2 separate regions of the Homo sapiens genome follow, and region 2 is linked to region 1. Evidence: chromatin contacts called from ENCODE Hi-C data. All regions are on one chromosome and are shown on one strand. The core of a region is the stretch at or near the end of the contact, and the rest is flanking DNA. Distances in the headings are between cores, read along the strand shown.

The links. A loop is a pair of places that touch in the nucleus more often than their neighbours do. Pooled maps may share reads with other maps.
Region 2: a loop to region 1 is called in a map of ascending aorta, with 2.8 times the contacts of the local background. The contact joins the promoter of CDC20B here to the promoter of MAP3K1 in region 1. A Hi-C loop is called at or near these places in 1 of 168 maps with a recorded cell type or tissue (ascending aorta), 1 of 37 single-sample maps with no recorded cell type and 14 of 50 pooled maps.

The regions. Positions count from the first base shown.
Region 1 is chr5:56,811,875-56,819,225 of GRCh38, reverse strand. MAP3K1 (mitogen-activated protein kinase kinase kinase 1) reads right to left here and starts at 3,677. Exons shown (of 20, transcript NM_005921.2): 1 at 3,171-3,677. The coding sequence starts at 3,652. RefSeq lists silencers at 2,580-2,819, 3,000-3,119, 3,190-3,959 and enhancers at 2,045-2,868, 4,320-4,449.
Region 2 is chr5:55,170,140-55,177,490 of GRCh38, reverse strand. CDC20B (cell division cycle 20B) reads left to right here and starts at 4,314. Exons shown (of 12, transcript NM_001170402.1): 1 at 4,314-4,553; 2 at 4,841-4,903. The coding sequence starts at 4,491. MIR449C (microRNA 449c) reads left to right here and starts at 5,138; the gene lies at 5,138-5,229. It overlaps MIR449A (microRNA 449a), which reads left to right and starts at 6,869; the gene lies at 6,869-6,959. It overlaps MIR449B (microRNA 449b), which reads left to right and starts at 6,749; the gene lies at 6,749-6,845. RefSeq lists silencers at 3,879-4,208, 4,296-4,590.

The DNA.
Region 1 (7,351 bases), core at 2,428-4,927:
GGTTAACCAGTCACTCTTGCCAAAATCAGATATGAAAAGAAAATAAAAGTTGGCAACAATTCTAGCTCTTATATTTCTCTTCCAGAATTATATTAAGGTTCATCTTTGAAGAATGCATTAATTTTCTTATCTGATTTAAAATGAAACTGACACCATTCTTAACTAAAAACTTACAAATTCACGGAAGACTAACTTATGTGACTACCTTTATTTTTATAAAGTCACCCACTTAATATTTTAAGAGTAATTTTTAGGTAATAATGCTCTTATACCTCCTCTTTAGTAAAAGGTCACTAAATCATATTTTTAGCCTAATAGCTTTAAAAAGGAAGTGAAATCTGAGGGCTATATGAGGATATAAAAGCAGCCTGTGAAATACCTTTAGTTTTAAACAAAAACTAACATTAACAAGTACAGCATATCTTGTTCTTTCACGGGGCCAGCAAATTGATAGTTTGGTTTTTTAAGTTACAAAAATAGGATGGGGTAATTATATCTACCAAACTCACAATAGGCTGTTCAATGGAGAGTAACACTGTAATTTTTCTTCAAAGACAGTAAATAGGAAGAAAAAGCCCCTAAATTCTGTAATATAAGGAAAAATTCCAAACCCTTGGGCGCCACTTACAGGCACTTTCACTGATTTCAGCTATCACCCTGAAAAAGAGGGACAAACTTAAAATCTTCTATTTAAATACGAGTATTATTTATTTATATAAATTCTAATTCAAAGTATATTTTCTACATTCAAAGATCAGAAGGAAATTCTAAAATTAAAAAAAAGATCACAGAACTCTCAAATATTTCAAAATCTTAGATTTTCCTCTTGGAAGTATGAATGTAACTTAACTGTCAAAAAAAAGTAAAACATAAAGTTCAATTGATATTTTATTGAGTTGGCTATAATTAAGGGTTTTTTTTCCTAAAACTTTAAATGGTAAGTAATAGTGTAGCATAACCAACATGCAATACAAAATATACACACTCAAATAAGATACAAGCCCTTTCCCCACAAAGTTTTATACGAACAGATTCAAATGAATTTCAACCCAATTGTTAAGAAAAAAAAATTCACTATATTTCATAAGGTTAGGGAATCAACATTTTACTATAAATGAAATCTTTACGTATGACATTTGGGATAAACCAACAGCATTCTGACTCGTAAAAATAATTTCTTTAAAAAAGATTATCCTTACAAGCCCATTATTTTCTTATACTGTGCAATTATAATCTACACCTTAAGCAAAGGGGAAAAAACCTCGGTTACAAAACGCAAATACTAAGCATGGATTACTTAGTCCCTAAATTCTATCTGCCTCCACCTTAGTCCTCTTATTTTGTGTCAAGAGACAACATTAAACAATTTCAGTACATTATTTTTACAGTGGATGCTCTTCTACTATATTCACAGCTCATTAAGAGTACTAGAATGCTGACGTTTGCTAAATTATTTATTGTATCCAAAAAGTTAGGTCTCAATAGATACAATTTCTTAAATTTGGGGTTAAAAATTTTTATCTGGAATTCATTTAAAGTAGAAGTTGCCTTCAAAGAATTATTCCAGTTAAGTTTTAATACAATCTGCACAGAAATGGGAAAACTATAGAGGTACATAACTCTTGTAAGAATAAATTACATGTACAAGTGCACACAAAACTGTATCAGTCACAAATCTCCTTTGGTCTCAGTAGTGCCATGGTACAGTGCGAAGCATATTTTTTAGTTCTTGGGGAGAGGAAGGGGACTTCCAAATACTAAATGGATCGTGATTTTAAGCAAATAATCAAATGCACAAAAAATGCCAGATCACTTTAGATAATGAATCCAAACCAAGGACTCCTACTGTCAAATTCGTCTCACAAAATGACACGCTTTCTTCTCATAATAAAGGTCAGGGAATTCTACAGGGCCACGAGGGACTATCACAAAAACATTTCCAGCAACTCAAAATACCCATCAAGACTTTGTACTTTGCATACGTTAATCAGGTTTTTAAAAAACAAACAAACAAGGATGTAGCTGTCACACTTAAAAGAATTTCCTTTAACATAAAAATTTCCAGTAGCCAAAAATGGGCGAGGCCAATAAACCGCTGGTCTAAATTACCTTACACATACTGTACTTCATATGCACCAGAAGACGCATCTGAGCCGAAGCCCACCGCACTGCGGCCCCTGGAATTCAGCGGGCGGCCCGCGCCAGGGCACCGAGCAGGAAGCACTGCACCCGCGCCGCAGTCCCCGGGCCAAGCCGGAGGGGCTGCGGGGAGCAGTCACCACTGCTTTGAAACTGAATGGCTGACACATCCGGTCCTGGCTCTTACACCACTCCGCCAAATGCAAACTTCAAAGGCCAAATTCAAACTCCAAACAGAAGTCACTCAAGTGACTTAGCAGTGCAGTTCGCATTCCCAGGAACACTCAAAGCCCCTTGGGGGCTGCAATTAGACAAACCGCACTTCCTAAAAGACTGCAAGCCTCCGCGAGTGTGCAGCCTCCCGCCGCACGGCTTTGACAGGCGTTACCGAGCCGTCCTCCTGGAGCCCTGCGGCCGGCGCTGGGGGCGCGCCGCCTGCGTCCGGGCCCAGCCCGCGGTATCTGCCTAGGGACTCGAGTCCCGGGCGGGCCGAGGGGCTCTGCCTGTCACGGCCGCTGGGACCTGCTACTTTCTCTTCGGTCCTCTCAGTCTCCCACCCGACCTCGGGCTTCTCACCCACCCCGCCCCTCTTCCGACCACCGCCCGCCTCAGGCTCGGGCCTCGCCCCCCAGTGCCTTTGCCCCGGGGACACCCGTCCGGGGGCGCCGCCGCAGGGCCGTGCCCCGCCCCCGGGCTCCTCGGAGAGCCCCGATTCCAGGAGTCCCACAAAGCCAGCCGTGGCCCCCTACACCTTTTCGCAACGGTTCCCCGCAGAGAGGCTCGCACGCCTGTCACATGTCTGCAAACAATAACAAACTCTTCCGCACGTCCCCGTCCGGTCCCCCAGGCTGGGTCCGGGGCGCCGCCCGACTCCGAAGGGGTCGGGGGGTGCTCAGGGGCGTAGGTCCCGGCGAGCGGCGCGTAGCCTCGCTGCGCTGAACCCCGGGACGCCGTGCATGGTGCCCGGGGTTCATTCATTGCCCTCTGCCCGCTCTCCAAGTCCCCGCCGCGACCCCGGCCGTGCTGCTCACCCGGCGGGGGCCGCTGCAGGAGACGGCTCGGCGGCGGGCGCCCGCTTCTCCCCGGGCTCGGCCGCTGCGGGACTCGAGGCGCCGCTGTCCGGCGCCGCCACCGACTCGGTAAGGTGGGCGCCGCCGCGGCTCGCGGCTCCGTGGGGCGGCGGCACCGCCACAGGCTGGAAGCCGGTCCCACTCCCCGCTGCGTCCGCGGGCTCCGGCGACGGGGAAGTCGAGGAGGCCGGCGGTGAGGCGGCAAGGAAGAGCGGCTGCTCAGGCAGCTGGTCCAGCTCCACACTCCGCACTTTGCGCAGCTGCCGCCGCCGCCAGTCCGCCCGCTCGCGGCCCCCGCTGCCCGCCTCCCGCAGCAGTCCCGCGGCAGCCGCGGGCGCGCTGCTCGCCTTGAGGGCTCCTCCGCCGCCGCCTGCCTCAGGGCTCGTAGCCCTGGCGCCCGGGAATCCCGACGACGAGGCGCGATTCCCCGCCGCCGCCGCCATTTTCTCTCGCGGGCTACATTCGCTCGGCCCCTGCGAGGGAGGGAGGGGGCGGGGAGAGCGCAGGGGGCGGGCACTGCGCCGCCAGCGTAAGGCCTCCTGCGCCAACTGCGTGAGCGCGGCCCGCCGGGCGCCTGGCCTGGACTGACCGACGGGCGGGCGCACTGGGTCCGGCCTGCGGCAGAGGTGTGGGTGGAGGGCGGCCCGGCGGCCGCAGGTGGGAGGGAGTGGGCTGTGCTCTCCGCCGGGCGAGAGGGCGGGCGGGCGAGGTGGACTGGGAGGCGGAGGGGGCGGGGGCGGAGGCGGAGGCGTGGGCTCCCGGGACTCTGCGCGCTGCACGCGCCGCGCCGCCAGGTAGTCCCGGCCGCACCGGCGACAGGAGGAGCCTTGGCGGCAGCGCTGCGCCGCTTCCTCTCGGCAATCTCGGCCCGGCACCGCGGAGCTCGCGGGAGGGGAGTTGCACCTTCCGAAAGAAAGAATTAGTTCCAACTTGGGTTTCTGGTGCTTGAAGGGGACGCAGGCGAGAGGGTTTACAGTCTGTCATTCCCACTGCCCTTTGCAGTGGGCGTCGGGGGACCCGGGCGTGGACCAGCCTCCCACCGACGCGCAGGTGGCGCCCGGGACCGTCGCCTGCTGCAAAGCGAAAGCAAGTCAACGTTCAGCAGACAGGCTGCCGCGGACCAGAAAAATAAAGTTTTGTTTGTGTTTTCTTTTGAAAAGAAAACATTCCTTCTCTATTGTCCCACCCCTGTCCCTGTGCTACAGATAACAAAACTTCAAAGTTTTCTGTAATACCTTACATCCTGAAGCTGCTGATTTGGGACAACTACCCCCTACCCTCACCAAGTCCCCACAGCCTCTGAGAAACCGTTGGGGCGAGGAAGGGAGGCGGGTGTCCCCGTCGATCTTTAGTTTTTCCTTGGCTGTCTTTGGGAAAGGCAGTCCCGTACAGAACCACATATAGCGCGTTTGGGGAGGGGACCAGCGCTGTGCCAGGAAGTGCTCGGTAATGTCACCCTCGGCCAGGTCCCGGCCCTCCCCGAATCCGATGCTTCTCGCCGCACGTCCTTCTTCCCTGCAGGGTCGGGCCACCGGCCGGGTTCCCTCTGTCCCCACTCCTGCAGGGCCTGGCTGCCCATCGCTGCGTTGTGAGTCCTCCTAGTCCCTGGACTCTACGTGAGAAGGTGCTTTGGGATGGAAAAAGCAACATTTACACGTTAATGATTTTTGACCTTTTGTCAACTGAGGAGAACTTCTGTGTTGCGTTTATTTCTTCCTTCCTTTCCTTTCCTCCAGCTGGTTTGTTTAGGATGGGGAATCTCCCAAAACCCAGGAGGAACGTCTATAGATTTACTTTGTGAAACATGATTAAGGAGGGGGGAGGTTGGGGTGGGGGGGTGCGGATTCTCACGGAGATAGTCTTGTCAGTCTTCACATATTTAGACAAAAGCCTGAACTATTTACAGAATAATTCCATTGACTTCTGGAGACTAGGTAAAATGAAAGCCCCTTTCCCAGATACAATGTTAACTGCGTAACCAGGTTAGATCAGAGGGGTTTTAAAAAGTCCAGATTTCATATTAGCTCAATGATTTGAAAACTGCTGTAACATCTCCCATAAGATAGTTTTAGATCGTTACACCCAACGGTACAAATTTTGAAAGTTCAGATAAATCTGTTAAAAATTAAGTCTACATTTAGGCTATAATTATATGCTATTTTAATGGCAGTCAAATGTATCATTCAAACCAAACAGTGGTTATTTCTCAGGTCTTCCTGGGTTGCCACACCCACCAAATCCTAAACTGAAACGGATAAACTTTCCTTGTTCCTATTTTGATCTAAAGACTTTTACATTTGCACGCACATATTCAGGTACCTGTAAGTGAGAAAAGTAAGTGGAAGACTTTAGCCAGAGTAGCAGAGTAAAAAGGAGATTCCAGCAAAACTGATTTTTGACTGTTTGTACAGTGGTTGAAACTGGGGATCAAAGGGAGAGGGCTACCCAGCGCAGCACTATGAACTAGCTACAATTCTCTCACTTCCTCCATCCACCACGTATTACCATGGAGAAACCTAAGTGTTGGTATTTTCCCACAGTTTTTGTTGCTTTGAGTCATTTTTTTCTTTGTTTACGTAAATATTCAGGTTGTCATTATGCATCTGCATATGGACACACTGATTTCTTAAAGAGAGAATCAAAGGACATGCTTAACTGAAAAGGGTGTTCTCCCTCTGCCATATGTTAATAGAAGTTTCTGAGTCTAATGCGTGATTAAGACTCTAGCTGGTTTTGGTGCTCTTCAGTCCTGCTATGTTACTGCAGAGAGGTGGATGTCAAATATCAAGTACTGTAGGCTCTGAATTCTCTTAATATGATTTATTTAATAACATTCAGGAGACTTGTATTTCTTCCAAGGTTGTTTCTAGACTGAAAGCTCCAATTCCTGTTTCCAAGCTCTTCATTTCCATCCTCACTGGGACGTAAACCTTGCAATGATTTCACGCATGCAATTTCATGGCAATTTCATGACCATTTCAATAACCTTAATACCAGTGCATTACAGATCACTGCCTCCACATAGTGCTTCTGGAAACTGCCTACATCACACTTCAGTTCCTGCAGCATATTCACGTTGAGGATCCACTTTGACACTGGGCATTTCCTCACTGTACATAAATATCACAAATATTAGAATGAGCAGACATAATATACATTGGGAGAAATATTTCAGCCTGTACATCATTCATCATATATTTAGTAAGCACCTACTGTGCATATGCAGGAATTTTTCTTCTCTGAGGATATTGTTTGTTGTTTTTCATTTCTACAAAAATGAATAAACAAAATATTCCAATCTACAGATATTTTTATTAGTGGGTATTTATCAGGCTGACTGGTAGAATTCCAGATCCATCAGTATGTGAATGTATTCACATATTCATGGCTGTTTGTGAGATCTATACCTCAGATAAACATAAAAGAATAATATAACCTTGAGAATAGGGTAAAAGCTGGTGTTCTTTCAAGCTTACAAATATTTATTATGGAATACTTGCAGGAGTGCTGGGGCTAGAATTTGGTTTCTGCATGTTCTTTCCAGACAACATACTTCCCAGGTGTTTTCAGATGTTCTAAGTCAGAAAATCCTGTCATCAGTGGGATAATTGGTTCCCTACAAGGGCACTGTAAATGACATTATAGTAGAAGGTCTCTTAACCAGCCTCCATTTAGCTGACTCATCCAGTAACAGATACCAGCCATTACTGTGTGGTGTACAACATGCAGAGGGATGATACAGCACAATAAATGCTCAGGCCAGCGGCTGGTGTGCACCTGCATACTTCTGTTCCCACTAGGTGAGTTATGGGTCCCATGAGAATCCATTGTGCTTGTTCCCAAACTTGATTCCACCTATTACAATGTTCCTTGTGAAATTTAATTAAATATTACACAATTGATTATTAAATTTAAAAACATGAGTATGTGTGTGCGAAAAGAAAGTTGTTCCAGTGAAAATGAAGTGAAATGCTTTGAGAGAAAAGTGATTGAAACTGGGGATCAAAGTGAGGCAGTACCCAGTGCAACACTTATCAACTAGTTAACAATTCTCTAACTTCTTCCCAGCCACCGCATACCACCACGGGGAAACCTAAGTGCCAGTCTTTCCAATAGTTTTTGATGCTTCTAGTCATTTTTAT
Region 2 (7,351 bases), core at 3,065-5,564, 1.6 Mb after region 1:
AAGTTCTGGAAGAATATCTAGTGAAAACAGATTTTCAGGTCTAGAGCATTCATGAACCAGCTTTTCTTTGAGAGGGGATCATTTTCATATGCCTGATTTCATCCATTGTTTTATACAGATTTGAATTAATTTCATTTTAAAATTTTCTTTGCATTGCCTTAAAATGGTAGAGAACTACCTTATTTGGGCAGTTACCCTATGCAAGAACGACCCTAAGGAGGATGTGAAAGGAAAAATGCCCTAAAGGAAATAAGTGGTTGGAAGTGATCTTAAGATTTTCATGCAGTGAAGCTGGGCAAACCTTTCCCTCTATCCTTGTTAATTTGGGTATGAATGGAGAAATAATTTTAAAGGACAGACCCTGTACTGTACTTAGAAATCAGGCAGTAATAGAAAAATATGCATATACACGAACCACTTGTAATCGAAAAAATAAGTAATAAGCCATGTAACCAGAGGTGATGTGCTACTTTATTGACCACTCTTCTGACTGAGGCTTTTACACTGCTGGAACCTTTGCAATTTAAATTTTTGGAGCCCTTTGTAAATTAAATTTTTGGATAGTCTGCATCAAGAGGGCTTCATTCGTCCATCCATGCTCTCGCTATACTGAGCGACGTTACACCGGGGAGCAGAGAGTTTATCAGTCTGGGACGATGTTTTTCCTTCCCTTTCTTTTTCTTCGTGGCTGACTTCCTTGCGCCACCTGAGTGCGGTTATCCTAAGCTCTCCCCTTCTGCAGTCTAACGCCTGCCCCGCACAGGCTGGAGCTGTATCAGCCCCCACTGGCGTGGCGCTTTCCCTCACACTCCCAGCTCGCGTTCCCCAACCCCTGCTGGGCGGGGAAGGCGTGCCCCAGGGACAGTTGGAGCAAACTCCCAACCGTCCCTTTGGCCCAGTAGGCGCGCGCAGGGGCTGCAGGGCGGCGCGCAGAAGCTAGGGGCGGGAGCGGGCGCGGGCGCGGGCGTAGCCAGGCGCGAGCGGGCTGAGGGCGAGGCACCAGCCTGGAGCAGGGCGGGGAGTAACCGCGGGCCGGAGGGGCGCGCAAACCTGCCGTTGGCGCTGGGAATGGGGAGCTCTCCGGTTTGCACTGCTCGGAAATTAGTTGAATACAGTGAATTAGAGAAAACAAGTTGAAAAATGATAAGTATAATGAGATCTCATTTGTGGGGAAAGATCCACAGGGCCAGACTCTATGTGTGCACGTGCAAATACATTGAAAAGGGTCTGACGAAGGTCGGGGAAGGAGGAGGTTGGGAGAGCGGATTGAAGGGAGTGTACTTGGTATATTGCACATTCAGTGCATATGCCGCTGAAGCGAGCCCATGTATATGGCATATTTTTGAGATATTTAACATTCTTGATGTTTAGAATGAAAGTGTAATTGAAAAAAAAAAGAGATCGCATTTGGGAAGCTTGAATATCCTCTTGCTTCCCATTGATAGGGACCTACTGAGATTCTCAGAGCACCGGCGACTTTGAGAGTTAAGGGAAGCTTTTCCAAATTCTTTCTCTCCCTTCCTCCACTAGTCCACCTCCCCTCGCTCCTGTCGCCTTTCTTTCCTCAAAATCCTTCTTATTGGCCTTTGTCCAGGAGTCTTCCTCACAGCCTTTCTCATTGTCACATCCTCCCTGCAAAACCCATTCTCAAAGAGGAAACATTTGAAAGATAGTAAAGCTACTCTTAGGCGCATAAATATTTGAATTGGACATTGTTCCTAAACCATATTTGATAAAAATTAAGATAATATGTTTACAGGATGTTTCTGTTTTCCCCAAACAGTCTTACCAAAGTGCTTTTTAATAGAATGACCACATGATGTTAAATATTTTTCATTTTGAAATAATTTCAGGCTTAGAAAAAAGTTACAAAAATGGTACAAATAATTCCATTATATCCTTCACTCAGCGTTCACAAATCTTAACATTTTATATAGCTATAGTACAATAATCATAACTAGGAAATCAGCATTACTACTACTCTATTAACTAATCTGCAGATATGGATCAATTCAAATTTCTACAGTTATCTAACCAATATCTTCTTTTTTGTGGTCCAGGATTCAATCCAGGACCTCGCAATGCATTTGGTTGGCATGTCTTGTTTCTTTTAATCTGTGACAGTTTCTTACTCTTTCTTTATTGATGACTATGATACTTTTGAAAAGTACTGGCCAATTTTGTGGAAAGTCTTTTAATTTGGGTTTGTCTAGTATTTTCTCACTATTAAGGTTATGCATTTTGTGGGGCAAAAATATCACAGAAGTGATGTGTCCTTCTCATGAGGCACAGTATGTCAACATGTCTCACTAATGGTGATGTTAACTTTGATCACTTGGTTAAGGTGGTCTCTGCCAGTTTTGGCCAGTGAAAAGTTGTGATTTTATTTTTTGTGTTTAATTATAGGGGGAAGTATTCTCATCATATGCAAGGTAATTTTAGTATTCTTGACAGTTATTACTGTAATATTTGCCAAGTGGCGAGTTTCTGTTTCCATCATTCTGAAGTTAAGTTTTAATCTGAATATTCAACTGCATAATTACTTCCTAAAGATATTTGACTAATACTTTCTCTACTTCACACTAGGGGAAAAAAAGACATTTGGAGGCTGTGTATATGTATGCTGTGGAATTAATGGCTATAATGGAATTTATAAATGTATTTTTACAGATAATTGCATTCTAAATGAATGATTCACTATTCTTAGTACTTGTAAGAAATTGGATTCTAAAAATCCCAATTTACATGGATTTATGAGCTTATTAGTTGAATTGCTTTTATTCTGTGTTTATACAAAATGGTTAAATGTAAACTATATTTAAAAATAGAACAAAGATAATATGTCCTTCATATTATTTCCAATATACTTTGAGTTTTAGTTGGCATTTGCAAAACTGATCATTTAAATTAACAATGCATCTGACTCTCATCCAATAATAGTTTACTTTTATTTAGTCTTAATGTTTGCTGAAAGATTTACTGGAATTTGGAATGAGTACTCCACTGCAAGGAAAATAGACTTCTTGTGGGTGAAACTTAGAGATCTTTTAATCCACTAGTTATTTGACTATCAAACATTTTGATATATGTCATTTGAAGATTAAGTTACCCTATGCAGCATTATTATTGTACATAGAAAACTGGTCTAAGATTGGGTCTTAGTTCTAATGCCATTTTTTCTTGCTTTCAGTATGAAGGAAAGCAGGGGAGTGAGTTTTAGGTTTTTTTTTTTTTTTTTTTTTGGATCACTGACCCTTTTGAGTATCTGCTATCTATGAACTGTTTCCCCAGAAAAACACACAAACTCACATTGCCTTAGAGCAAAATACAATCCAATGTCAAAAATGGTTGGGGGGTTAGCAAGGGAGGGACAAACAGGCTGCCAGGCTGTCAGAGGCTTCCCAGATGCAGTGTCCCCTCCTGCCATATGGCACAACTCGGCTCTCTTGGCAGCTCAGATGGGCAGCTAAGGCTGCACAGCCCATCTGGTTCCCTGTCATTTCCCGCCAGACCTCTTCCTCAACCCTCAATATCTTCCTCTCCCCCTTTATCACGGAGTCCCCAGTGTGCTCAGCTTTCTGGCCCCCTCTTCACGCCTTATGAGGTCCTGCCTGTCACTGGTTCTTTCACTACCTCTTCACCTCTCTCACCTACCCCCTGCTAAGGAACAGGGCTCAGAAGCCCGAGTGAGAGGACCTGACTACTCCCAATGTATAGAGCAGGGAATAATTTATTGCATAAATATGTCAACGCTCTCCCTTTTGATCGGCATAGAAATCTTGCCACGTTTTCTTGCCTTCTGAAAACGAAGAGCTGACGAACACGCCTCACATCTATAGCTGACACAGCGATTACCAACGGACAGAGGCCGGAGAGCTGTGCACGCTCGGATCCTGCAAAGGCAGGGTGTGGTTGGAGAAAGAGAAGTGGGTGCAGAGGAACAGGGATCAGGGCCGTTATAAGGAAACATTCTTGTTTCTGAAAATGGAAAGATCGTGAACTCCCAGAACCCGCTTCTTCGCCCGCCAACCCCTCCGCCTCCTGCCGCGGTGGCAGCCCCCGGCGCCAGGCCCAGCCGCAGGCCCGCCACGGCTCGCGGCAAAGCTTGGCGCCCGGGTGCGCGCCTCGGCCGGAGGCGGTGGCGGGGCGGGGCCCAGAGAGGGCCGGCAGGGGCGGGGCCGCGGCGCGCGCCGGGGAATCCCACCCGGGCTCTGACGACACCGCGGCGCCGGCCAATAAGAAGCCGGCGAGGGGGATTCCCGCGCCGACTGCCGCCCCGCCGGCTTTTTAAATGGTACCCTGGGGAACACCTTGCAGCGGCGGTGGGAGGAGTGGGGGACCTGGAGGGAGGTGGTGAAATAGAATGGTCCTGGGGGACGGGACTCCAGGGGTTTGACGATTAGGCGTCAAGACTGACTTAGACCTGGGAAGAAAACCAGAGGCAGTCGAGCAGAGAGGCCAAACGCCAGGCAGGGCGAAGTCAGCCGGAGATGGAGTGGAAACTGGAGCGCACCGCGCCTCGGAGGGTCCGCACGGAAGAGGAGATGCTGTGGGTGAGTAACACCCTTTTCTGCATTCTCCCTAACTCTCTAATGCGGGGCCGAAGGCCCCGTTCATAATATCTGTTTAGGACCAAGAGGTGGTACGAAACTCTAAGCCCTGGTCGTAAATTTGAGTGATGTAATTTAGTTATATTCTGAAGGTGCCTAGTTGCCAAAAAAAAAAAAAAAAAAAAAAAAAAGTGTAATCTGACAAGCACAAGATCTAGAAAAATTCCACACCTGAAATTATGATTTTCCTAAATAGTTTCTCCCTCAATATGTTATCTGTGTTTTCAAAGGAAAGTATCATGCGTGTGCTCTCCAAAGACTTGAAGCAGAAGAGAAGTCAAGATTCCGCCAACGTGAGTCCAGGGCTTGTTCTTGTTCTCTGTTTTAATTCTGATCTTGAACAAACGAATTCTTGGTAAATAATGTATTTGTAGGAAGTTTGAGCTGGTCTGAAAATATGAGAATTTTAGTATCTTATTACATACTAAAAAAAATTTCTTTATGAAACTGAAGATCCCAGACAAATAATGCAATCGTTTGCATCTGAATCGTACTTTCTAGTTTCTGCCTCCACAGCAAAGGATAAAGCTGGGATGTGTCAGGTAGGCAGTGTATTGCTAGCGGCTGTTAATGATTTTAACAGTTGCTAGTTGCACTCCTCTCTGTTGCATTCAGAAGCACGCCCCCCAAAGAAATGGAAATGGTGCCATCTTGTGGACAATGTGGAGAAGTGGCATAAACCATGGTTCTTAACGTGAGCAATTTAAAGTTGATCCAATGTAGTACCTGTTCTCCTTGAAAGACCAAACCCAAAGGTCTTTAGTGTCTCCTGTAATCAGTGTAAAAGGAAACAAATTTAAATGGTTTTATAAACGTGTTTCATAAAGAGCCTTCATCTGCTTTAAATCTCTGTCACCATTTACCATGCTTCTCTCTAGGCTCAATAGTTCATCTTCCTTTGACCTGTACGCAGAGATTCTAGTTCCAAATCCACCACCATTTTAATAGATTTTTCTAGATCTTATATAAATTTTGCAACTAGGCACTGTGGCTCATGCCTGTAATCCCGGCACTTTGGGATGCTGAGGCAGGAGGATCACTTGAGGCCAAGACTTCAAGACCAGCCTGGACAACACAGGGAGACCTTGTCTTTATAAAAAAACTGCAAAAATTAGCTGGGCATGATGACATGTGCCTGTAGTCCCAGCTACTTGGGAGCCTGAGGCAGGAGGATTGCTTGAGCCCAGGCGTTCAAGGCTGCAGTGAGCTATGATTGCACAACTGCACTCCAGCCTGGAGGACAGAGCCAGACCCTGCCTCTTAAAAAAAAAAATTCAGTATTCAAGTGGTAACATCCTATATTGAATACATAATTGCATTTTCAGAACTCGATTACTAATGTCATTTCTAGTAGGAGAAAACTAATTGCATTTAAGCCCTTACATTTCTTAAATACTTTAATGTTGATTTTTTCCCCCAAACACTGCTGCAGTTTTGTGTCGTGCACAGCTTATGTATTATCACGACTCCTAGATATTTTACTGTCTAATACAGACAAGTAGTCTTTGGATCAGTAAACAGAAGTGATTTGAAAAGCTATAGTTAAGTAACTTTTTATTTATTTTTTTGAGACAGAGTCTCACTTTGTTGCCCAGGTTGGAGTGCAGTGGTGCAATCTCGGCTCACTGCAAACTCCAGCTCCCGGGTTCAAGTGATTCTCATGTCTCAGCCTCCTGAGTAGCTGGGATTACAGGCAGCACCACCACGCTGGGCTAATTTTTGTATTTTTAATAGAGACGGGGTTTCACCATGTTGGCCAGGCTGGTCTTGAACTTGTGACCTTAGGGGATCAGCCAACCTTGGCCTCCCAAAGTGCTGGCATTACAGGCATAAGCCACTGCGCCCAGCCTACAGTTAAGTAACTTTTAAAATTCATTTGTACTGTAGAACATATTTTTATCCAAGCATTTAATTTGGAAAACCTAAATGTAAGTATTCTGAAAGTTTTAAAGTTTTTGTTTAACTTTTATGTTTTTGACTAGATTCAAGCAAATATTGATTTTATTTCTTATAGTCTTGAAGTAATACATTTTGTGTATAAGTTTTCTTTAATGTGACTATTAAGATTAGAGTTCTGCCACTATGTTTCATGTTACAAATTTAGCCTCAGTGACTGCCTGGGCCACGAGAATCGGCAGTGACCTGAATCAGGTAGGCAGTGTATTGTTAGCTGGCTGCTTGGGTCAAGTCAGCAGCCACAACTACCCTGCCACTTGCTTCTGGATAAATTCTTCTTGTCAATGAAGTGCTCTGGATACCTGTGTGTGATGAGCTGGCAGTGTATTGTTAGCTGGTTGAATATGTGAATGGCATCGGCTAACATGCAACTGCTGTCTTATTGCATATACAATGAACATCAGAGTGTAACTGAATCTGTAATTAGTGTGTGTTTATGTGTACTTTCTGCTATGAAGCAAGCCACTATTTACCATAATATATTATTGCCATTAGCTTATAATACAGTAATACTTACAATGCACAGTTTTATAATGGTAAGGAAAGTATTACAATTACTTAAATTTTTTCCTTTTAAGAAAAATTTACTTATGCCTGCTTTTCCATAACTAAAAATTTTTAAGAAATATTTTTGGAGTCTTTGGAGTCTTTCGGAGTAGACAGTGTTTAAGTATTTATGAAATTACATGTTTTTAACTATAAGGTTTAGAATGTAATAACAATGTGGAATGGACCTACAATGTGTCCCCAGATTTTCAGTGAAGTCTTTAGGATTCTTTCTGCAT